5 separate regions of the Homo sapiens genome follow, and all the other regions are linked to region 1. Evidence: chromatin loops called from intact Hi-C (ENCODE). Cell type or tissue: heart left ventricle. All regions are shown on one strand.

What was found. Peaks named below come from ENCODE experiments on the same cell type or tissue, not always from the same donor. Only the 100,000 strongest peaks of a DNase experiment are listed, where the experiment ranks them.
Region 2: a loop joins it to region 1, with 8 times the contacts of the local background. A loop is called at or near these places in 12 of 110 quality-filtered maps.
Region 3: it touches region 1 in a loop (6-fold over the local background); 6 of 110 quality-filtered maps call a loop at or near these places.
Region 4: it touches region 1 in a loop (6-fold over the local background); 7 of 110 quality-filtered maps call a loop at or near these places.
Region 5: a loop joins it to region 1, with 8 times the contacts of the local background. A loop is called at or near these places in 3 of 110 quality-filtered maps.

The regions. Positions count from the first base shown.
Region 1 is chr4:24,247,296-24,252,295 of GRCh38, reverse strand. It overlaps a transcript of PPARGC1A not described here. Among named protein-coding and RNA genes, the nearest start is that of MIR573, 270 kb to the left of the region's middle. In heart left ventricle, no CTCF peak of the experiment used is centred here; a DNase peak (open chromatin) is centred at 2,835; H3K4me3 peaks cover 633 bases; H3K27ac peaks cover 2,356 bases.
Region 2 is chr4:23,928,044-23,933,043 of GRCh38, reverse strand. It overlaps a transcript of PPARGC1A not described here. Among named protein-coding and RNA genes, the nearest start is that of PPARGC1A, 40 kb to the right of the region's middle. RefSeq lists enhancers at 50-890, 975-2,606. In heart left ventricle, no CTCF peak of the experiment used is centred here; a DNase peak (open chromatin) is centred at 2,013; H3K27ac peaks cover 3,607 bases.
Region 3 is chr4:23,887,258-23,892,257 of GRCh38, reverse strand. It overlaps PPARGC1A (PPARG coactivator 1 alpha), which reads left to right and starts at 2,211. Exons shown (of 13, transcript NM_013261.5): 1 at 2,211-2,354. The coding sequence starts at 2,301. In heart left ventricle, no CTCF peak of the experiment used is centred here; DNase peaks (open chromatin) are centred at 2,363 and 4,077; H3K4me3 peaks cover 4,352 bases; H3K27ac peaks cover 4,019 bases.
Region 4 is chr4:23,870,214-23,875,213 of GRCh38, reverse strand. The region is part of intron 2 of PPARGC1A (PPARG coactivator 1 alpha); the gene reads left to right. Among named protein-coding and RNA genes, the nearest start is that of PPARGC1A, 17 kb to the left of the region's middle. In heart left ventricle, no CTCF peak of the experiment used is centred here; no DNase peak of the experiment used is centred here; H3K27ac peaks cover 5,000 bases.
Region 5 is chr4:23,370,879-23,375,878 of GRCh38, reverse strand. The region is part of intron 17 of LOC105374524 (a long non-coding RNA gene); the gene reads right to left. All of the region lies in intron 2 of LOC105374523 (a long non-coding RNA gene), which reads left to right. Among named protein-coding and RNA genes, the nearest start is that of PPARGC1A-AS1, 400 kb to the left of the region's middle. RefSeq lists a silencer at 2,419-2,713. In heart left ventricle, no CTCF peak of the experiment used is centred here; a DNase peak (open chromatin) is centred at 2,278; H3K27ac peaks cover 1,840 bases.

The sequences.
Region 1 (5,000 bases):
CTGATTCAGTAGATCTGGGGAGGGGCTCAGGAGTCTGGTTTTTTAATTGTCACCCTAGGCTGCACAGAAAAAATTGCCCTCAAGTCATGTTTACATCATAGAACATTACCATATTTGGTGTTGATAAAGATGACCAGAGGTGTAAAGAAAATATTAAATTCAGTTTCATAGAATGTAACCCTTTTTCAAATTCAGGGAAATTTTAGAATGATTTCCTTCCAAAATGCTTAAAATAGAAAGTTATCTCGAATAACAGGGGGAAAAGACAGACAATAGTAATAAAGTATTATTAGTAATAATATTAGTAATGATATTAGTAATAAAGTACTATTAGTAATATAGTAATAAAAGACAGACAAATGTAATAGTCACATTACAGTGTGGGTTTACTAAGTCTGATAAGAGAGGTACACACCAAGGGAGCCGAGAGGGTGCTCCTGTCTGGTTGGACACTGTAATGAACTCTTGGAAGAGAGAGCTTCCTAGTGGTACTGCGTGGCTTAATGGGATATTCACAGGCTGTGGAGTCAGACAGGCCTGGGTTTGAATCATGACTCTCCTGTTGTAGAATCTCAGAAAAATGACCTAATCTTTTTAAGCTGGGTCTTCTTCATAAAGTCCAAATAAAGACTAAATTAGATGATGTGTGAAAAGTACTGAGCACAGGGCAGTAAGATGATAGATGCTCAAGTGGCTGTCATTAAAATAAATGTCTGTGATTATATTTATTTAAGAAGGACCTTCAGATAGGCAGGCTTTCAGGAAGAGTGGGATAACAGTGTGTTTATTAGTTTTGGTTTAGGCAGGAAAAGGGAGGCAAAAGAGTACCCCGAAAAAGCGGGACAGCATAACCAAACCTTGAGGTAAGGGATGATTTATGCTTTTGTGCATAGTTCAGTGTTTCCAAAGTGTTGTTCGTGTAGAAGATTCTAGATCATACAAGTATTTTACAAATATTAACTAATGTAATCTTCATAGTGACTCTATGAAGTAGGTATTGTTTATTTAACAGAAGGCTAAGGCACAGAGAAGTTAAGTAACTTGCGCAAGATCACACAGCTAGTAGTGGCACAGCCAGGATTTGAACACATTCAGCATCTGTATTGCTAATAACTATGCTAGGCTATTTTAATAATAATGACTTATGCTAATTAGTGTGTACTAGGAAGCTATAACTAGCACAGGAAAACAATGATTTTTACAGATATTGTTGCCCAGAATAACAGTAAAGTTTTAAAAAGTAACTTGATTTAAAATAAATCATATACAATGAATAATAGTGGTCATATCATGAAATGTGACAAAAATCCTGTAGGTGTTCCCCAGATGAGTTTGGCCTGGGAAGTTCTGGGACAGTGGAAGACAGTGGCAAGGATAGATTGGGGCTACCATGGGAGACTACTGCCTCCAAATAATTGTTGTGTGAAACAACAAGAAATCCTGTACATTCTGAGGGAGAAGCCAGTAGGTGTATTGTAGGGTAGGAGGCTTACAGAAGGAAAGACTGTAGCTTGATGAGTGAGTTCTCTCCCATTTCCTGCATTCTATTGCAAAGGGGCAAAAACCTCCCCTTGACCTGACCTGGACTTCTGAATGGCCAGCCTGAGACCTGTGCTATTTGGAAGTTATTTAGTTTTTTCCTCCTCCTCTTTCTCCATCCCTTCTCCTTCCTCTTCCTTCTTTTCTCTTCTTTTGCCTCTTCCCACCTCCTTCTTTTTATTGTGCATGAGGACAGATTTCAAAGAGTGCATGCCCCCAAAATGCAAATGCCTGTTGCAAATCAATGGGAAAAAGAGTTTAATACTGTAGATGGCATTTTAATTTACCTTCAGTTTTTCAGGATGACACCTGTGTATCTCTCCTGTATCTCTCCTTGGATATGGTCAGAAAAACCTAAAAGCTCAGATAATCCTAAGCCAATCCATGCTTAGGCTTTTAAATTTGCAGATTTACCTTCCTATCAACTTATTTGAAGCTAACATTAAGATGAGTTTGCCTTCCCTGAGCAAATGAGCACAGGTGTTAGTCCAGAAATTGCAGGAAACCAGAATGTAACCAGCCACACCGGGCAAGGAATGGTGTGATAATTACAGAGTTCCTCGAGCCTGGGTGTGGCGTGCCTGCCCTGCAGGCTCTACATCTGCAGTGTTCTGCCCATGTTACACCTGGTCCTCATATCTAGAGACAACCAGTCTCCTTATCTAGTCCTGCCCATTTCCACTGTCTCATCCTGAGGACGAGCATCATACTCTATTCTTTTTGCCTCTCTGTTCCCACCGTTTAGTGCTGTCCTTGACATAGGGTGTGCATTCAATAAATGAACTTCTGCCCGTTGGTTAATGAGTGATATCAATAATTGCATACTTCTCTATGTAGATTATGGTTTAAGGAATATGTATTGAGCACTTACTATGGGCTAGGTATTGTGCTAGGGGCTTTTGTACTATTTGAATCTTACAGCAACCCCCTTCACCTGTCATCAATGGGGAAATTGAGGCTTAGGGACGTAGTATAGTTTAACCAAAGTCACACACACTTGGCTCGGCATGATTCAAGCCCAGATATCCCCACGTTCAGACTCAGTTCTCTGATTTCTTTATGTCATGTTTCCCTGCCTTGCAAAAACATTGAGTGAGTTTCTCCTCCCACTGTTAACCTGGGGTTTCCTCCCAACCGATTCCCCGGGATCTCACTCTCAACCCTCAAGTTGAAGGAAAGTTCCTCCTTCTCTGACTGTAAACAGAGAATTCTGTCTTCATGGCGCGAGACCCTGAGTGTCATCAAATGCCACTGCCCACAGTGAGTCCAGGAACGGAAGCCGCTTTTGGAGTTTCCAGCAGGGGCTGGCTGTGAAACAACCACGGGCAAGGCCTGTGTATGTGTCCTGAACGCGGCCTCACAGATTAAAATAGTCGTCACGGTGACCAGAAAATTGGATTGGTTAAACCTTCTGGTTTTAGATTGTTTTTGGAGAGTGAATAACTCTATGATTTTTACTTGTCACAGGCTAAAATGAAAAAAAAAAGTAGGAGTGCAACTTCATAGCTATTTTTCTTTCCTGTATGTTCATAGTGGTTATTTATATCTGGGAAGTTTCCACTGGGATTTAGTTCAGGATATAGACTTGGCAGGGTGGCTTCTGCACTCTGTGGTGACATTTGACAGACTGCAGGCAAAGCAGGATGGATTTCTCATGTCTAGATGGAAGGATCTGAGGGCAAAGTGTTGGGATTGGACTGTATTATAAAATGGATTTATGGATCTGAATCCAAAAGTGGCTCATTGCCTGTCAATATGAGATCTGTATCAATAACGTTTGATAAATTAGGCCTCCCGACCCTTTGCTCTGTTTGCTTTATCAACTCTACTCGGCAATAACAATAAAAGACTCCAGGTGGTGTATTTGGAGTGGCTTACTGAGCTTGCCATGTGCATTCCTGACCTTAGGGCCCAGCTCTGTGATCCTGCACATGTTATAACCCCCAGAAGGGCACTGCTGTGCCTGACTTCCTCCCCAGAATTAGACGTTCCCCTGCTAAGCTGCATTTCAATATCAGCCTCATGCATTAACCTTGAAACGCTGTGCCCATGATGTAGGTAGCGTCTTCATTTTCCAGATGAAGAAATTAAGACACTGAGAGGTTAAATGAGCTGCCCAAGGCCACACAGTAAATCTCGAATACAGCTGGGTTCCAGATAAAGGTGTCATGGTCGCTGGGGGAGGGTATGACACTTTCGTTCTCTGTAGTTACAGACTAAAAGGAGCTGAATTTGCACAAAGCTTGCTGATAATACACTTTTTTTTTTCCAGAGGTGGTGTGTCTGCTGTCTTATCTCCAACTCTTGGGGGAAGCAGTCCATGTCCCTGTGTAAGAAATACAGGGTTCTCACGCCTGTAATCCCAGCATTTTGGGAGTCCGAGGTGGGCAGATCACGAGGTCAGGAGATCGAGACCATCCTGGCTAACACGGTGAAACTCCGTCTCTACTAAAAATGCAAAACAATTAGCCGGGCGTGGTGGCGGGCGCCTGTAGTCCCAGCTACTTCGGAGGCTGAGGCAGGAGAATGGCGTGAACCCGGGAGGCGGAGCTTGCAGTGAGCCGAGATAACGCCACTGCACTCCAGCCTGGGCGACAGAGCGAGACTCCATTTCAAAAAAAAGAAAAAAGAAAAAAGAGAAAGAAATACAGGGTTCTCTTGGGTTTTGGCAGATAATATGCTTTGTTTAGTCTTTGCAGCCGCAGACCAAGGGTGAAGACTTTCTTCATCCCATAAATGCTGGCCTTTATGGAATGGTTCTTATAATGCCACAGATATCTTTTGGAAAGGGAAGGGAAACTCTGTGCCCAGCCAGATCGATATTAGGTGGGGGAAAGCAGGGCAGTGGGGACGCTGTTGACAGAAACAGAAGACCAGTTCTTCCCCCAAAAGTGCTTACATTTTAGTTGGTGGGAATGAGTGAATGCCAATTTGTATCACCAAATCTCTTCATTTGTGGGCTGTAGAACTCTATGGTAGGTGAAATGGGCCCTGCAACTCCATTCACAGGCTCACAGCTGCAGCACAATAATAACGAATGATTGCAATGTGCCAAATCCACACACTGCATACACTTACCCAGCCAATCCTGGCAACTACCTCGAGTGTGTTTCACAAAAGTCTTTGGAATTGGCAATATGTGTGTGCGCCACTTGGGGTTGAGATATAATTCTTAGTGTATAGCTGATCTCTTTGGCGTAAATTATGCTGCTCTTTTCCTTTTGAGTGTCTTCTGAAATTTTGAATTAAAATTCTCTTTACTCTATCATCATAATGATGATAAGCTGGAATAGAAAACCAAAGGGATAATTATCTGGTGAAATATAGCAAAACATTTACGAACCGGAAGTAAACGGAGTTTTATCATATTATCTGGAGCAAACTTTTTTTGAAAAAAAATTTGTGGCTGAAAATTTAAAGTATATCATGGAAGCATACTGATATTTCTAGTTTCTTGCCTT
Region 2 (5,000 bases), 320 kb after region 1:
ACTTTCCCTTTAGGGTTTTCTGATTTTTATACCACTAGAGTCACCACTTGTCGGGAAAACTCTGCCCAACTGGACAACACAAGTGTTCTTTCTTCTCCTTGAAGCACCTGTCTAATGTTAACAGCTTAGAACGGCGAGACTGATTCCTGGACCCCATGTGTTGGTGGCCTTCTCCTCTTCTGAGCAAATTGCTATGGAATTTTGTCAGAGAAATCTTAGAATATGCAGTACCCTGAGGAATCAGACTTGAGTACATGAACAGGAAAATCTTGCTTTCCTCCTTCCAACTGGAATTCTTCCCTCTTAAGTTCTCCATGAAATTCTGCCTCCTAAGATTTATCTCCAATAAGATGTCTTTCTACTAAATACAGTTTTTTATTTCTCATTTTTCAAAAAAAAAATTCGTTAAGCTACCATTTCTTGTATTTTATTTTTTTAAAAAAACACTACTTCGTTTTTTCCATTTTCCCTAAAGTAAACAATAATTTTTCTCTGCTGACATTTGTTGCTTTTAGTTTAGTTGCTAATGTTTCTCTATTTATATTTAATTTTGGTAATGCCTTTCCTAAAAGAGCACAGTAGGGGCACTCCTGAGCTTTGACCCCTTTTATGCTACTTATTAGCTGTGTGATCTGGGAAAAGCCACTGGAGACGTCTGCACTTCGATCTATAGAATGGAAGGATAGCATTAGCTCCCTGGAGGCAGGAGGAGGATGGACTAGATAGTTCCCAGCCAAGCGAGGAACTAAGCGAGGAACTAATTAGTCCCACTAAGAGCATTCTCTTGTTCTCTGTCTTCTCATGTATTTGGGTCCTTTTAGACTCTTCCAATCTTTATTGATCAGTACCTTTGGTTTTTAGTTATCTCTTCTCTATACATTTGTCTGATTATTACTTTTACTTGTACATCTTGCTATTTCCGTTTGTTGAATTAATGAATGGATTTGCCTTCTTTCTATTTTTAGCTACTATGACCACCACCACTATGGCAACTCCTGTTACAAATTACTGTATAACTACCATGTGCCTGATTATTTGCCAAGTGTAAAGCATTAACAGTAACTCCTTTTAACAACCCTGACAATGGGGTATCATTATCCCCATTTTGTACATGAGAAACTGAGGCTCCGCAAGGTGAGATAATTTGCCTGAGGTCACACCATGGTAAGTGCTGGAGTCAGACTTTGGATCTGGGTATCTCTGACTCCAAAGATCGTCATAACTTCCATGGCTTCCCATGAGCTACTGATTATTGAGCACCTACCACTTGTTAGCCACTTAGCATATATCACCTCTTTTTATCCCCATGGCAGTCTTGTAACTTAGGTATTATTTTTCCATTTTACTGCCGAGGATAATAAAGCTTAGAGAGAGGTGTTAGGTAAGTATGCCAGAGGCACACTGCCAATAAATGTTCTCAAATCCAATGTCAGATGACATTGGATTCTTGCTTCCTTTCTGGTCTCTGCTTTGTGAATGAATCAGTGAGTGAATGGGTCACCTTCCTTTCTTCCTCTTTTTCACTATTCTTTCTTTATTCTCCTTTAAAAAATATGTGCCTTAACTTTTTAAATTAAAAATCTAAAGTATGCTGGAAGTAAAAAAAAAAGTCAGGGCGGGGATACAGAAAAGCACAAATAAAATAGAGCTAGTCTACAGTAACCTTCTACCCAGAGGTAATAACTTTCCTTCCTTTTTTTTTCCTCCTTCCTTCCTGCCCTTGCCTTTGTGTCCTCTTAGCCAAGAGTCACATTCCTTCTCTACCTCTTCCAGCACAAACTCCCTTTGGGGGTCCGAGTTTCCCTGCTGTGGTTCTTGGCATAACGCGTGACACACACATTTGCAAAACTAATCAACTGTGGAGGGGACAGGGAGTCCCAGCACAAGCTCAGAAAGGCAGCGGCCACCACAGCAGCCAATTCCTTTCCCTGTCCCCAGAGGTGGGGTGAGCAGGTGACTCCCTGTCACTGATCCCCAGCTGCCCCTCACTAGACTGTGAAGCAACAGAGGCCCTAGCAACGGAAAATGCCACCGGACACTCCACGCGGCGGCATGTGCCAGGCTGCCTCTGGGAGCCTTGTGTTCTAAGCCAAAGTTCAGCTGAAGGGCAGTAGCCAAGCCAGAAAGTCATGTGGCTCCCATGTTGGTTAGTGTGTCACTTTGAACAGCTCTTATCTGATATTATTATGACTAACTCAGTGCTGACAGCATGGGACAGATTATAGGGGACATGTGACAATTATTTAAGGCATCACTGAGTGCACTGTGCAGCTTATATTAACCCCTTCTTTCCAGGATCACTTTCCTGCATGTGTTTGTCCCTTTGAGAGTCTGGGTAGGAAAAAAGAAACAAAAAAGTACATTGAACCCTGAAGGGTGCTACTGGTTTCCATTTGAACAGCCTCTGGCAACAATTTATTTTTGTCCCCATAGCTTGAATGATATATGCTCTTTTGGCCTAAAAAGAAAGAAATCAATGATAAGGTTGTTCATATTTCAAAACCTTTTTTTATACCTTGTAACTGATAAAATTCATACCTTTGTCATCATTGTTGTTGTTAAGGTTGATCTTTAAGATATTAGAGAACCGTGTTGAAGTGCTAGCTGGAGAAATAGTCCTTCAGCGTTGTACCTAAATGTCAGTGGTCAGAAGGCGTTACTCCCCACAATATGATTGACATCTTGGATGGTGCAAAGCAAACATAAGAAATGCTATAATTTATTATTTATTTTCTGCCCTTGAGTATATATGTAATGGTACAATGTGAGGGCTGTTACACCAAAAATCAAGTTCAGAGTCACTCATGGTGGAGAGGGATTTTGTCCTGCTTGAAGCCATGGGTAGTAATATAAATATTCTTTCTGTGTGAATGAAAAGGAATTTCAAACCTGATTTGGGGACTTAAAGGTAAATGAAACAGAATATCTAGGTAAAAATTCAGATGATATCATTTAAAGATGTCAAGGATGCTAAAATATACATATATTTAACGTGGCACCCTGGAGTGGGGTGACAAAAAACAGAGTCTGCAAATCTATAGGAGAGGTTGAATATCAGCCATGTTTTGAGGATTTCCTTGGTGAGTTTATGGTCTGTTAACACTCAGCTGTAAAATGGAATGATAATACCCTCCTCATAGGGTTGTTAAAAAGATGTAATGAGAAGAGCCTCATAAAGGCTTAGCCTAGGGCGCAATGAATGCTAAATAAAAGGTGGCAGGTATTATTCTAGTTATTATTCTTGTTATTGTTATTTGTAGGCAAATCCTCTGCAGCAGAAGGCAGCAAAGTTTGAACACAGACTTGAAGTGTTAACACCTCCAGGATGATTTCAATCTTGGGGCCACTTCAACCTTCTCCCACTGAGGGTAAAGCCATTGCCAATCTTTCTTCCCCACTCTCCATAATGGGTGCCGCACTTTTTCCTCTCAGTAAAGTGCCTGCCATGGTTTCTGTCATTAACATTCAACAGTGTTCACACTTTGCTACTGCAGAGGGACTTGAACCACTTCCAGCAAAGTGTGAGTGGGAGAGCCTCGGGAGGCAGCACTAGCCTTACTCCTTTTATTTTTCCAAGCAATTCACCTCTGGCTCCAAACTTGCATGTGCTGTTCAACCACATAAAAGGTCTGTGGCTAACTGGCATCCTAAGATGGTGGTTGATGGAACATCTATTATGATGTGAGCACATCCTCAGGGGTTTTATTTTTCCACCTCTAGTAACTCACACAAGTTTTCCTTCTACCACATATAGCATGCTCTGTCTCATTTTGTCTATAGCAATACTTTAGCGTCCTTTATAGACTGGTGTTCTATGTACCTCCCTGGGTTGACCTAACATTTAATCCAGTTTGGGTGAGTTACTTTTATTTATTTATTTATTCATTATTATTTTATTTTGATTTTGATTTTTAAATTCCAGGGTACATGTGCAGGATGTGTAGGTTTGTTACATAGGTAAACGTGTGCCATGGTGGTTTGCTGCACCTATCAACCCATCACCTAGGTAATAAGCCCAGCATGCATTAGCAATTTTTCCTAATGCTCTCCCTCCCCCAACCGCATCCCCTGACAGGCCCCAGTGTGTGTTGTTCCCCTCCCTGTGTCCATGTGTTCTCATTGTTCAGCTCCCTTATAAACAAGAACAAGCAGTGTTTGGTTTTCTGTTCCTGCATTAGTTTGCTGAGGATAATGGCTTCCAAATCCTTCCAGCTCCATCCATGTCCCCTACAAAAGATATGATCTTGGGTTTTTTTTTTTGTTGTTTTTTTTTGTTTTTTTTGTTTTTTTGTGGCTGGATAAGTACCACATTTCCTTTATCCAGTCTATCATTGATGGGCATTTGGGTTCATGCCACGTGTTTGCTATTGTTAATAGTGCTGCAATGAACATATGTGTTCATGCATCTTTGTAATAGAATGATTTATATTCCTTTAGGCATATACTCAGTAATGGGATTGCTGGGTCAAATGGTAGTTCTGGTTCTAGATCTTTGAGGAATCCCCACCCTGTCTTCCACAATGGTGGAACTAATTTACATTCCCACCAACAGTATAAAAGCATTCCTATTTCTCCACAACTTCACCAGCATCTGTTATTCCCTGACTTTTTAATAACAATCACTACTCTGACTGGCGTGAGATGGTATCTCATTGTGGCTTTGATTTGCATTTTATTCATAGCAATTCTTGTTGAGTATTTATTTTGTGCCAGGTACCCTTTTTGGGCCTGGAGATACAAGAGAAATAGAGCCTAGAAGCCTAGGATATAATTTCGCTGCCTCCATTTTCCCACCAGAAATTGTGGATTTTCCCTCTAAGGAAATTCTACTTAGTGGCAGCTGCATCCAAGAACAATAACCTTGAACGAACGAAGCACCAGACTCTGAAAATAGTCCAGACACTTTTTCCTGACATCTTTATTTTGATGCATCAGACCGGGGTTGATATTCGGCTGGGATGCACCATCATGGCAGTACCAGTTGTAAAAATATTAAAATA
Region 3 (5,000 bases), 360 kb after region 1:
TCTGGTTTCAGTGCATGTGCTGATTTGATTTTTTAGAAGTAGAATTAGATGGCAAAAAATAAGAAAACCCTAACAATACAATCTGGGCAGGTTAGAATATCAAAAATTATAACGAGCCTGTTCTAATGTAAAGAACATCTCTAAAAGATGTGAATAGGTTTTAAAAATATGATGAATATCTAGCATTGGATAAACACAAATAAAGGTATCAGTGAATATCACAATGGAAGAATCACATGATAATAATTAATAAACATTGACTCTTCTTGGCCAGGTGACCAATATTATTTCACAGTTGATCCTTGAGGGCAGAGCCAATGACCTTTGTCCTGAATTTTAATAATTTACTGAAGTTTTACATTAAATCAGAATATAATTGGGAAGAAAATTAGTGTTTCTTTGTGGGGAGTGCAGAGTAATGCCACTAATTGCTTGTATAAAAGCATTCCCGAGGTTGTATTTTCCTGTTCTTTCATTAGAAAATTAAAACTACAGTAATTTTCTGCTGTTTATAAAAGGGAAAATGTGCTGGTGAACTGTATTCAGCAAACTTAAAATGTCAAAGCTCTTGGCCACCTTTTTATGCCCAGTAATGATAAACTGTCAACTTCCTTACATTATTTGGGAATTTACTAGCAACTTGTTGCAGCTCTCACAGCACACAAATCTCTTATAATATGTATGGTCTGAAAGAAGCAGCAGTCTGCTGGTATTTTGTTTCTTTTGTTCTTTCTTTCACTTTAATATTTGAGCAATTTAATATTTAAAATATGTGTTAGGGCAAATAACCATGTTTTTCTGTTTAAGGAGATGGACAATGAAGAACAGTGTAAATTAACCTCAGTAGAATAATGCTTTACAAATTATATTTAGGTAACTGGGGGATTGTTTTCAGGTAAATTATTATCAAGTAAAAGAATTGAGCTGATTCTAAAAGTATATTGGGTTTAACATTTTATGAAAACATGTTTATTCACACAGATACATACACGTGTACATCTCCTGGGAACTTGGAAGGGTTAAGTCAGACCACTGTCATGTTACAGGAAGTGTTTTTCCACTGTGTCCAGTACCTTGAGTTTGTTATGTATTCAATATGTAGTGTCATCATAAAACAGTTGCACCTACCTGCATTAGCCCTCATTGTCTCAAGGTACAAGCTGAAAAATAATAGAAAGTAAAGCTCAGGAATTGAATATTTCTGCTAATAGTGTGTTGGTATTTTTCCCTCAGTTCACAGACATTCTTGATTTCAAAACGCAAACTACACAACCCAGGGCACTAGGGTTGGAATTCAATGTTTATTCAAAAAGGCACCCTAAGGCAGTTAGGGAGGAAACGCTACATGTATGAAAAATAGGAGCCGGGAATCAAAGCTGATCTGAGCAGAGCAGCAGCGACTGTATTTACTAACACTTGTTTTCTGGGAGCCTATGAGAGAAATGGAAATAATTAGAAGGAAGCTGAAAGGATGGGGTTTTGTGGCTTGTTCTCCTTATATGGAGCAAAGAAAACTGCAGCAACTCTTCGGGAGCTGGTATTCCCTACTGCCATGGGGGCAGCCGAATTCTGGGTGGAGGAGTTTGTTTATACCTTAACACATACAGGCTATTTTGTTGATTAAACAAGCAAAAAAAAAAAAAAAAAAAAAAAAAGCCCCGTTTGCGCTTTCAAACACTCCCTCAATGAGAAAATGTCTCATAAAAATGCATCATGTGATAAGCTCTTGCTTTAGTCCCAAACTGAGCTTGAGTCCACTTGGAGATCTTAGAATTAAAGAGTTCTTAGGGAATACACGTTTTAGCTAAGAATATAGTTACTCTGTCATGAAACAGGGAGCTTTGCCACTTGCTTGTTTTGGAAGGAAAATAAATTAAAAAAAGATTGCAGGGGATTTTGGTTATTATATGGCCAGGGCTCCGTTTAGAGTCTGTGGCATTCAAAGCTGGCTTTAATCACAGCATGATGCTTGAAGCCTCCAAAAGTCTAAGTGTTTCCTTTCTTTCTTTCTTTTCTTTTTCTTTCTTTTTTTTTTTTTTTAAAGCGTTACTTCACTGAAGCAGAGGGCTGCCTTTGAGTGACGTCACGAGTTAGAGCAGCAAGCTGCACAGGGGAAGGGAGGCTGGGTGAGTGACAGCCCAGCCTACTTTTTAATAGCTTTGTCATGTGACTGGGGACTGTAGTAAGACAGGTGCCTTCAGTTCACTCTCAGTAAGGGGCTGGTTGCCTGCATGAGTGTGTGCTCTGTGTCACTGTGGATTGGAGTTGAAAAAGCTTGACTGGCGTCATTCAGGAGCTGGATGGCGTGGGACATGTGCAACCAGGACTCTGAGTCTGTATGGAGTGACATCGAGGTGAGCTGGGGCAGGGCTCGGCGCTGCAGCCACAACTGACGCTTCCCTCAGATGCTATTATTCCTGTAAGGGGGGATGGGCTTGGGCAAAGAGAGGAGCCAGGAAAGTAGTCCAGGCAGGAGCTTTTAGAAGAATCTCAATCTTATCTTAACTCCAATAAGTTTGCTATTTTAAGGTGGCTCTGAGATGGCTTGAGCAAATCAAAGCTTAGCTGCTGTCATCAGTATCTGTTGCAGTTAGAAACTCTTTCCATGTGACTTTGGCACTGTTTCTACTCATATGCAATATTTATGCTCTAAGATATTGATATGAATCAGAAGCTGAAGTCTTTCCAGTGGTGTTTAGTGGCCTGGTTGGAAAAATGCCATTTCTATTTATAATAAGACGAAGATAAAAATATTAAAATGGATGTGTTCAAATATAGTCCGTTTTGACTCTAGTCCGGATTTTTCCCCCCTCTCTCTCTGTTCATCAGACAGAGAACTTACAAAATCCTAAATAATCCTGCTGGGCTATTTTAGATTGCTTTTCCCACAGAACACAAAACAACGATGCTGCTTCCTTTAAAACTCCTATACGTGGTTGAAAGATTTGGCCAGCGAATAAAAAGAAACGCCTGGCAGTGCAAGGTTTTCCGTTCGCGTCGGTGGCAGGGAAGCCAATGGTTAAATCTTCCTGTACCACGGAGAGCTGCCTGAAGCTGAGAGAGAATAGAGTTTATGCAGGACTGTGTGTGGAGCTGCTCGCTGCTAGTGTAAAAATAGACAGCAATACATCAATTCCACAGTCTCTGCTGGCTACAATTCATACAGGGGGGAAAATAACGCAAGCAGTTTCCTCGTAATCTCTGGAGTCTAGTGGGGGGACGGAGGACCTCGGCGTGTTTGCATTCAGCACAATGGAATGCTCTCGGAAGGAAAGTTTGGGCAACTTGGGAAACAAGCAAAACTTTCTGTGGACTCTGGTGAGATGGACTCGAATTGAATTGCATGGAGGATCCCAGCTGCTAACAATGAATCTGGCAAAAGACTGCGAGTGTTTCCTCTGGGTAGCTGGGGGCACGTAGGGTAAGGGGGAGGATCAAGCCCACACGTGATTTGATTAAATAAGATGTCCATGTGGTGCAGCGATACACATCTAAAGTGAAAATAATTTGGCCAAGGCCGTCTGTGAATGCATTTTTCCTATCTAGCGAGGCATGCCCGGGATTCTTAACTCTTTGCTGGGTTTGCAAATGTTGGCTCCATTTGCCCTCCCTTGCCTTGGTAGATCGTATTTGTGGATTGTAATTGTTATCTTGTTCTGATTTCTTGGTAAGGCGGAATAGATATGGATAATTCATATGCCCTGTAGCCATTATGAGTCAGGGTTATAAGTGGCTTCAAAGTCCTAATTGCCTTTGAGTAGCCGGAGTGTCCTGTGGGTGGTTGTCTGGCTGGCACTGTGGGTCTCAGCTGCTGTAGTTTCATTTTTCCATCATGTATTATTCCTGATGCTGTTAGGAGTTGATTGAGGAACTAGATCATATGGAAATAAGGAAGATTTATTTTAATCATTGGAATTCCTGCAGTCATTTTCAAATAAACATCAGAAGCATTTAGAATAGTGGCCTTTAAATTTTTTTCTTAAGGAGGAAAGGTCTTGGCTACTTGTCCAGCCATGGATAGAGTCGCCAGTCGGCTGAGATTGGCCAGTCACTTCTCTGTTGCACTATAGGCAGCTAGCTGCTAGAAGCTTTGCCTACATGGCAGCGGCTCTGGGAATCACCTCCGCCTGTATAAAATATTACGAGCAGCAGGTAGCGTTGGCAGTTTTCATTTTTTGAATCATTAATGTTTGCTGTCATCCTAAAACGTATTATGCCCTTTTGCACATAATGACAGGGTAGTACATTGGTTAATATAGGCCTATATCACTATAGCTACTTGGAGTGCCCCGTGTTTCACAGTTTAATGAAGGTGATATACAGTAAGGTTACTAAGATTGATAGAGACAATTCACATGACATACACCCCACTAAGACTGTCATTCTTTACTGCCCCTCTCTCCACCCCCTTTCCCCTGTCTTAACTAATTTTTTTAAGAACCCAGTTTCTTTTTTCATTAATATAATTAATGTGGCCAAGTCCACTCCTTCTTCTCTCTCTCTCTTTAAAATTTACCATCAATGGCACAAAAACCTCCAAAAGGTTAATGGAGAATTATACTTAATTATAATGATTCATTATCATCAGTGCAGTTAAGCTAATTTATTGTCTGCTCCTTAACTAAGAGAAAAGTCTGTTGGGGTGAAATAACATACAATAATTAGCCTTTTGTGTTTAGTGACTGCTTTATCCTCTTAAATCTTATTATAAAATTGAGGCTACAGTTGTGAAATAGCTGTCATAGTTGCAAAGAGGCAGTAGAATGTGTCTGTGTAATTGCAATAAAGCACACCTGTTACAGAGGTATAGGGAAACAGTAAATATCAGCATGTCAGATGAGGACAGTTACAGGGCTTGGACTGTTAAGTCTGGCATTGTCCAAAGGCCAAATATAAATTAATAACAGGAACACTTGCTACCACTAATGTGTTTTAGATTAGCAGGATAATGCCACATTCAGAAGCACAGATTTTATTAGCATGTCAACATTGGCAAGAAC
Region 4 (5,000 bases), 380 kb after region 1:
TTTCTTAATTCTCAAATAAAGATGTTGAGGACTTCTAAGTCCACAAACAATTATCTTTTTAGGTCTCCCTATTGAGGGATACTAACTTGAACTTCTTAGTAGGAATATCTGGATGTGCTTAAGAAATGTACAAGCAGGGAAGACACCGCAAAGTTGGTCAAGGTTTGTACCCTTGCATACAATACAAGCAATTTATTTTGTTCCAAATAGCACCTCTGTGGTTGCAAAACTACTTATGCAAATTTTTGATATCTAGCTTTAGCAAGGTGCCTGGTTCCTTCATTTCATCCCACATTTGGATAAATTGTGTTGTTCTTCACTCTTCCAAATTTGTCCTTGTGGAAGCGAACACTTGTAAATTGGTTGAAGCTTGCTAAGAGAAAGAAAGGGAGGAGGTAGGGAAGAGGAGGAAAAAACTTGACCAAAAGCAGTTGCTGTGACAGCTTATGATTTGATGGTTTGTGGTCTTGTCCTGTTCTCAGGCACCTGATCAAGAAAGTGGTACAATCCTGCTATGCAGACATTCTGGAAATCTTGCCAACATTCACCTGACATGACCAAGGTTTAAAGTCCTTGCTGTAATTTTACAAAGCGTAGTGAGAGTGTGTGCCTGTGTATGTGCATATACACTCTCTCATATCCTTTTTTTTTTTTTAGGGGGAAAAAAGTGATCTTTGCCATAGAAGGGTGGTAAAATAATTAGTCCAATAGACAAATGTCTTGGCCCATGTTTAAACAGAGCTTTAAGGACACAGTGTTCCCAAGAGTCACATATCTAAATACAAACCAGTGTCAGCTGCCATGCAGACCAAAATGTAATAGCCTGCTTTCACATAGGTCATCGTCAATCCATTTTGGTCGCAGTCACACTGCACATCTGTTTCTGCGAGCTGCAGCTTCTTAAGGTGGCATTTGGACTTCATCAGAACACAAACAACCAAGCTATAAATTGCCACTTCTGGAGTTACTTTGAATAAGTGTATACTGTTTCATATTTATAATGGTGAAGCTTCATAATATTCACAGTGAATATGTAACACCGATCAGTTCAACAAGCATGAAATTGTATGTTGTCAACCTGTCACATAAATAGAGTCATATTCTGGCTTGCGATAATGTTGAACTAACATTTTTTCCCCCAGAATTGTTGAGAGGTTCACAGAAAAGTGAGGAGGTAGCATTTCCTTTGGGTAGATAACCAGTCAAGGCTATTGTAAAGTTGATATTACTGTTGATGGGTTCCTTTTCTCCCCTCCCTCCAAAGCACTAGCTTTTCTCGGGTGAATGCTAATTGGCTAATCTGGTGTGTTTCTGCTGTCATCTAACGGTATCATTTTCAGCTAGTACTTGGAGGCTCTTTTTGGGTTGTGTATGTGTGAGTAGCTTTTTTTCCCCTTTAAAACTTCTTTTTTTTTCTTTCTATTCTTGTAGTGCAAATCAGTGCTAATTGTCATGAAATTCTCTAACTATACTCTGGCAAGCTTTCTTGTTGCCTTTTCACCCCAGTTAACTCTTAATGTATTACTAGAGCATTAGGAAATAATGAAAGCTGGACATTTTATTCAAACTTAGTTGAGATAGAGAATCATCTAAAGAGATGCAGAAAAAAATTATTGAACCAAATTTGCACCTTACTAAAAAGATAAAGGATGAATGAAATGTGCTTGCCGGTAGCTACGGAGAAACTCAGAGACCAGTTTCCACAGTGGCTGATATTTCTGCACCAGAGGCATGGTAGAAACTGATGCAAGTCTGTTTTCACTTTTGAGAAATTCTTAGATGTGTTCAACCTTCCTCATCTTTCTTCCAATGGCCTGAAGACAAAAAGGCATTGCAATCTGTATTACCCGCTTAAGCTGCTAACTTCAACACCTTGAGATAGTACTTCAGTTTCTCTAAAGCACTATGCAATATTACAGGGGATTATTACCAACACTTTTCTTTTCATCCCATATCACTTGGGATATGGCTGGTCACATTTTTTTCTTTATTTTTTATTTTTTATTTTTTATTTTTGAGACGGAGTCTCGCTCTGTCGCCCCGGCTGGAGTGCAGAGGCACAATCTTGGCTCACTGCAAGCTCTGCCTCCTGGGTTCATGCCATTCTTCTGCCTCAGCCTCCTGAGTGAGTAGCTGGGACTACAGGTGCCTGCCACCATGACTGGCTAATTTTTTTTTTGTATTTTTAGTAGAGACGGGGTTTCACCGTGTTAGCCAGGATGGTCTCTATCTCCTGACCTCGTGATCCGCCCACCTCGGCCTCCCGAAGTGCGGGATTACAGGTGTGAGCCACTGCACCCGGCCCACATTTTCTTAGACAAGAACCAATTCACTGGCTAAAGCTCTCAGTTTCCAACTTTTGCAACATCGTCACATTTCTTCTTGCCTGTGGATTTTAAAAGTTCATCTCTCACTTATTTACTTACCCATTCATCAAAATATAATTGTCATCCATTAGCATGCTTAGTGTCTGGCCATTTTAGGGGGATACAGTGGTTAAAAGTAAACCTAGTCTCTGGCTCCATGAAAATTTTGGTTAGTGATGAAGACAGGCCTTTTACAAATAAGATAAGCTGTCTGTTTGAGGAAGTAGAGCAGGGAATTTCTCCATCTGTCTGTTACCCAGTTATCACTAGCAGATAAATTCTGCCCTTCTCCTACTTATTGTCTTTAGAAATGCCTTCACCTTGAAATGGAATTCTGCTGGAGAGCATTTCTCCTAGCTAGAGGAATATTCTATTCCAAACCAAGATCTGTCCCACTGCCCCAACAAATGCAGGGCAGTGGGACAGAATATTTGAGGTTGGAAGACCTGAAATTTATGATGTCCTACACACAGTATATTAAAATAACAGTTTGCTCATTGGAAGTGCTGGGTGGCCAGGGAGTGTGGAGGGAAAACAAGAGGAAGCCAACCAAGGGAAGAGAGCAAGACCGTCAGTGGAGAGTTCTTTAACCAGTGTGCAAGTCTGACCTGACCAGAGTGCTGTGCCCTTGGTGGGGCTTCTATGGATGAGAACTGTTTGGTACCATTTTAGGTCTGTTGACCTTTCTATTTGAGAATGGTATTTCAGTCCAGCTGGAAGGACTGACACGCTTTTTGCCTGTTTGAGACACTTGGTGTATGTGGCTTTTCTCTCTCTCTCTTGGATCCATCATCTCTAAGTGATAGCTCCTTGCTTCATGGGGTAATGCTATTCAGGGGCTATCCTGCACCCTTGGGAGAGGCATGTGCAGGAAGAATGCTACCGATCCCTTTCCTCTTCCCTCTGGAGGTACCAGGCATTACATCCCTACCAAGCCTTACTCAATTAGGTCTCTTTCAGATTCCTATAATACTCGAGCTTAAATCCTCTTCTCCACAGTTCTTTCTGAGAAATTTATTTCTGCTTTGAAACGGCTCTTGTATAGGGGAAAAGTGCCTCTATTATAGCACTGCCCTTGGTTTTTCCATGGGCTCTTGGCTTAAGGACATTAGCTTCCCTGGGTGCCATCTCATTTGCTCAGATGTGAAGTTAGAGCTTCTGTATTCCAGACATAGTTCTCCTGGGTGTCCAGGGATCCTTGCCAACCCAGATTCTCTCCAGATATGTTCCCATGTCAGAATCCTCTTGTGTCTTGCCAGCCCATACTTAGCGGGGACACCCTGCTCTCTCCTCTGAGCTGCATATCTCAGCATGCATTTTTCATTTAGGCAATGCTGTCTGATAGGCAGGTTCACCTCCTATTCCCACTGGAGAAGAGTCTGGGCAAATGCCTGAAAGTTTGAACACAGCAATGCCATATAGGATAAGTGACTTCTTTTCCTTGCTGGTCCCCAATTCCAGGGCTCTGCGTGCAACAGATTTGAGAGTTACATTAGGTCACAATGCCACTGTCTAGCTCCTTTAATCCTATCACCGGCAATCCCAGCAATGTAGCTGAGGTGGCTGCCCCTGTCCTGAAGGACTTTGTGTCAGTTTCTCCTGGGACAAATCTAGTCTGGACCACTTTGCAACATTTGTTCAAACTGAAAATTTTGACAAAGACATTCTGTTCACAAAGAGCCAACAAATGTTCTGTGTTTCGATACATTTGGAGGTTACAAAATGTTGCCTGGTCTTGGCAGATAACTAAGTCTGGGGACCCACATAGTGCAAGCCATGCCCTGTTTAATTTGTCTTTCAATGGCAAATGTGTTTCTTCTGTGATTCAGCATAAGGGATGATACCCTCCAATAGGACTGTGTGACCTCCCTGCTGCTTTTGTGGTATAGAAAAGAAAAAAAAAAAAAAACACGGATACCACTTTTTTCCTTTAGTTGCTGGTTTATTTTTATTTCCAGCTACATCTTTTATAGTTGAAAGAGAAGATGTATGTTCCATAGATAGTACGCATTTTTATGGTTATTTTTATAATTCATACTGGAAAACCTAATTTCTGTAGCCATTAAAAATTTAGGATTATTAATTGTCTGAAACATAGGTGAGAAGTACACTGTTTTTAAAATGTCTCTGAGAAGCCAAACTAGATTCAGAAAAATTCCCTCAGATGGAGCACATTTTATTCCCAGATACACTTCTTCACCCCTCACTTAACGCTTGCTTCCTTTTGCTTTACTTATGATTTAAATGAATCCGGTTGTCTAATGTTCTATTCAATATGTGATGTTCTATGAGCACATATGACATTTGAAGAAATGGTTTAGAAAATTCATGAAATGGTGACAGTAAAAAGATAATGGTGAGCAGTGACAACTGACCAAAAGAGACAAGACTACAAACTACAGAAAGTTGACAAACCCTGAAAATATGACAGTCTGGGGCCTTTTAGTTTGAGGGAAAATAATCCTATATTTCTCAATAGGTCCATACAGTCATTTTGCAATACCAGACAGTGCTACCAAAATCAATCCTCATAATTTTTAAAGTGGGGAAAATATGTAAATACGTGATTCGGAAATCTTTCCATAAAAAAGTTTTAATAAAAAGTTTGGTGCTTAAGCAAGTTAAGTTCTTTGA
Region 5 (5,000 bases), 880 kb after region 1:
TGGCTACACGAAGCCCTTTGCAATACTCAAGTCTACATCAAATTTCCTTTTTCAATGACTTAGAATAAGTTTTTTTTAAAATTTGAGGTACATGCCTTATTATTCCCAGGTGAGAGCTGGTTGAGGGCCTTTATTACTAATTTTTCTTCTAGAGGATACCTCACACTTGCTTGTGCTTCAATAAATGTTTATTGGATCACTAGGGGCAGTAATAATCATGATGATAATAACAATTAACTATTACAGTGGATGCCTGTCTTGTTTGTGGATCTACAACATCTTTTTCAACACTCTAAGTTTGGAGTTCCTTATATTATAGATTCTATTTTCTTTTCTTTTTTTTTTTCCTTTGAGACAGAGTCTTGCTCTGTTGCCCAGGACGGAGTGCAATGGAGTGATCTCGGCTCACTGCAACCTCCACCACGTGGGTTCAAGAGATTCTCCTGCCTCAGCCTCCTGAGTTGCTGGGATTATAGGCACTTGCCACCATGCCTGGCTAATTTTTGTATTTTTAGTAGAGACACGGTTTTGCCATGTTGGCCAGGCTCGTCTTGAACTCCTGACCTCAGGTGATCCACCCACCTCGGCCTCCCAAAGTGCTGGGATTACAGGCATGAGCCACCATGCCTGGCCTTAGATTCTGTTTTCTCAAAATAAAAGAATAAACTCATCCACCTTCTCTTATAGCCAGTGCACCACCAATCAGAGGCCTCAAAGACCTAGTGATGGAGAAAGGAAGGGCCTGAGAGCTCCTTCTTCTCTAATACAGCAATAAGGCCAAGTTCCTCAGAAATGACAAGTTTCCAAGAATAGAGCATTGGCATCTAATGTTCAATGGTGGGGTCCACAGTTTTCTTGCTTTTCTTATCAGATCAGCTCCTGAAAGATTAGCAGTTACTCTGGTTCCCCAGCACGCCTAATGATTCTGTGGGCTACTCAATATATTTTCAATAAACTCTCTTTCTTAGTAAGCCAGAGTCAGATTTTGTTGCTTGCAATATAGAACCTTGGCTGATGCAGGAATAATAATCACTGCTTTATTTCATTGAGTAGTTGATAAGTCTATTACATGGACTTAACTTTCCAAATGTAACAGAAAATATATAATTTATAAGTCTGAAAAGGCATTACGGTCAATATATAATTGACTAGTCTAAAAAGACAAAGATTGCAAATTAAGTCACATTTGTTTATCTCTTGTTCAGGTTTCCACATATGAATACCTGACACTCTCACAGTTCAGAAGGACAGCATGAAGTAATGGCTAACACATTCCTTTTTGTTGTAAAGTAAATCGTCATTCCTCAAGGGAACAGTGGTGATCACTATCCACCACGTGTACCTGGGTGTCACTGAATTCTTTGATTTGTCAGCTCACATTCCTAATCTTTAAGGTCACGGTGCCCTGCTCTTGGCACATCTTAGATTGGTAAAAGGAAACATTCACATGCCAAAGTTCAGACAGCATGACTGGGAAAATCATCCCTCTTACCCAGAGGGACTGTGTCCCTGGAAAAGTACTGAATTATGCACAACTATTAAAAACTCTCTTTGAATTGCCCAACATGAATCTCATTCAATGTTCACAAGTCTCTGCGGTAGGCATGGGTAGGGTCATCCTCACTGTACAGATGAGACTCAGAAAGGTAAAATCAAGGTCATGATTACATAGCTCAATGTCAATAGAACTAGGATTTAATTTCATACTGATCTAATTCAACAGCTCTTATTTTCCTGCTGAAAATGCTTTCTTGCAAGGAAGCTCTCCCCTATGAAGTATTTCTGAATACTCTTCTCTGTCTCCTTCCCAGATCCTATTGAGCACATTCTCCTTTAAGCCCTGCATATGCTGGGGCTGTAATAGACAGAACACTTTACCAAATGCCTCTGTTTACAAGCACACCTTCCTATCTGAACTCTTAAGTTACAGAGAGCACAGTTTATACTTTATTCATCTTTGTTTTCCATGTTCCTAGTGTAGTACATGGATTATAATTGTTGCTTGATAAATATTTATTACACGAATGGATGGGTGAATAAAAGCAGAGGGAAAACATCCATTTTGTATCGGTAACCATAAAATATTCACTTAGCATTCCCCAACGGCACACTACTCACAGGCTGACACTGCCCCTTAAACCAGAATGAACTCACTGTGGCCCACTTCAGAAAAAATAACTATGCTCTCCTAGATCATTACTCATAAACTCCAATGTCTCAAAACACTCCATTGCAGCTGGCATGCCTGGCAACTATCTGTGGCCCTTCACAGTACTGCACACATGGCCATTTCATTACTGACAAGGGGGCTGTGGAGCCACACAACCACAGCTTTGTGTGAAGGATGAAGTGGCAACTCGTGCTGCTGAGAGGTCCTCCCCTATCAAGAAGGGGCGGGACTTGTTGATAAGGAACCCTGACTATAGTCACTGACAGGGTGAGTCAAGGAACTTTTCAAAGCATGTGAGTCACTTACCTGCATTCAGTGGTGCCTGGGCTCTGGGGATTGGCATGGAACCAGCAATGTATGCTATGGCCATTCAGGAGATTAAAAGCTGCAGCCATGGTGATTACATGGAATTAAAAACAAATGCAGAAGTGGCCATGGAATCTGATTGCATTCCACTTGGTGTAAGCCAGTTTGCAATTTTTTCTTTCTTTTTTTTTCTTTTCTTTTTCTTTCTTTTTTTGAGACAGAGTGTTAGAGTCTTGCTTTGTCACACAGGCTGGAGTGCAGCAGTGTGATCTTGGCTCACCACAACCTCCACCTCCTGGGTTCAAGTGATTCTCCTGCCTCAGCCTCCCAAGTAGCTAGTATTACCAGATTACAGGCTAGCGTCACCATGCCCGGCTAATTTCTGTATTTTTAGTAGAGATGGGGTTTCCCCATGTTGGCCAGGCTGGTTTCAAATTCCTGATCTCAGGTGATCCGCCTGCCTCAGCCTCCCAAAGTGCTGGGATTACAGGCGTGAGCCACCATGCCCGGCCCAGTTTGTAATCTTGAGGGCAAGAAAAAAAAAATATATATATATATATATTTTTTATTCCTTTTTTTAAAGGAGATGGCAATTTGGGGGAAATAGTTCAAGAGCTTTGGATTCTGGAAGTATGGAGTCTAATGTTGACTTTCTCTCTCATTAGTTGTTGACTTTGGGAAAGTTTCTTTGACACTCAGATTTCTCTTCTGCAAAATGAATATTATAAGCCCTTCCCCTAAGTCTGCTAGAAAGGATTAAATAAGATGATATGTATGAAGTATCTGCTGCATTATAGGAACTCAGTGCATCTTGGATTTTATGCTTTATTTCTTTCTTTTTTTTTTTTTTCTTTTTTATTTTTTATTTTTATTGATCATTCTTGGGTGTTTCTCGCAGAGGGGGATTTGGCAGGGTCATAGGACAATAGTGGAGGGAAGGTCAGCAGATAAACAAGTGAACAAAGGTCTCTGGTTTTCCTAGGCAGAGGACCCTGCGGCCTTCCGCAGTGTTTGTGTCCCTGGGTACTTAAGATTAGGGAGTGGTGATGACTCTTAACCAGCATGCTGCCTTCAAGCATCTGTTTAACAAAGCACATCTTGCACCGCCCTTAATCCATTTAACCCTGAGTGGACACAGCACATGTTTCAGAGAGCACAGGGTTGGGGATAAGGTCACAGATCAACAGGATCCCAAGGCAGAAGAATTTTTCTTAGTACAGAACAAAATGAAAAGTCTCCCATGTCTACTTCTATCCACACAGACCCGGCAACCATCCGATTTGCTTTATTTCTTTCTTATCTACCACTTATTTCTTTGTGCTCTCCTCATCCCCTTGTCTCAGCAGAGACATCCTTGGGGTTCTAACAGGGGAGGCCTGGAGGCCATTCTGAAAGAAAAGGCAGAAGCCAAGGAAAAATAAGTATTTATCAGTTAGGCACCTGAACTTTACCTTCAAGGACAGGTATTCCATAGTCAGGAGAAAGAAATCCATTGGGGATCTGGGCCATCTAAAACACCTTGTAAACGAAGGAGGTTTATGCTGGGAGGAAGGCATTCCTTTCAAAGTGTTCCCGCATCCTTAAAGCACCACAATGGAGAAGAGCAACTGATTTGCACTCTCCTGAGCAAGGCTGAGACATCAGCATTGACCTCACTACACATGTGGGAAGGGCTTTGATGACTTGAGAATCGCGTCATAAGCAATTCTTTCCGGAGTGGTCCTGGGCCATAAAAAATTTGTGCATTGCTAATGGAGCAGACAGTTCCATTTCTAATTTTTTCTGGGTGTACTCCCTCTGGGACACAGAGAGGTTGGTGAAATAGTCTTTGATGTGGGGAAGTTGACCATTTGTGATGGAGGAGGGGAATGGGATCTTGTTGCTTTTAGGTAAATAAGCATTAGAGACCTTTTTGTCAGTAACTGTTGTATTCCAGAGCTAGACTCTGGCCCACGCAAAGGCACAGATGACTGGGTCTTTGCATATATATTAGTAACTCCATTGGAAGATAATATTTTGCATTTTAAACTAAACATTTCTTTGCATGGATATTGACTGTCTCTAAAACCCTGAAATAAAACAGTGTGTTATACTTCTTGGAGTTCCTCATTCACTAGAATGGACTTTGATCCTTTGAGTCACTATTAAGTTGGCTAAGGTAGATAACCCCATTTTACAGATGAGATCAATAAGGCTCAGAGAGAATATTCTGTGTCTAAGATACTGCAGCTGGTGAGCAGCAGCATCAATACCAGAACCACCGCCATCACCTACCTCCCCAAAGTCCGAGGTTGAACAGGATTTGTGGTACCCAGAGATTAAATATTCCTGAAAGATAATTAAAAAATATTCTTCTTTGTAAGTTTTATAAAATACGTGACTGAATGAACACATTTCTAGGGCCCCCTCTCAGGACCATGAGTGGGGCCTATGCAAGTGAGGGCCCTGAAGTGTAAGCTTTATAGCTTCATAGTAAATCACTTCTGCTTCCTTAAAGGAGCATGCTAGCAAGAGACCTGCTCTA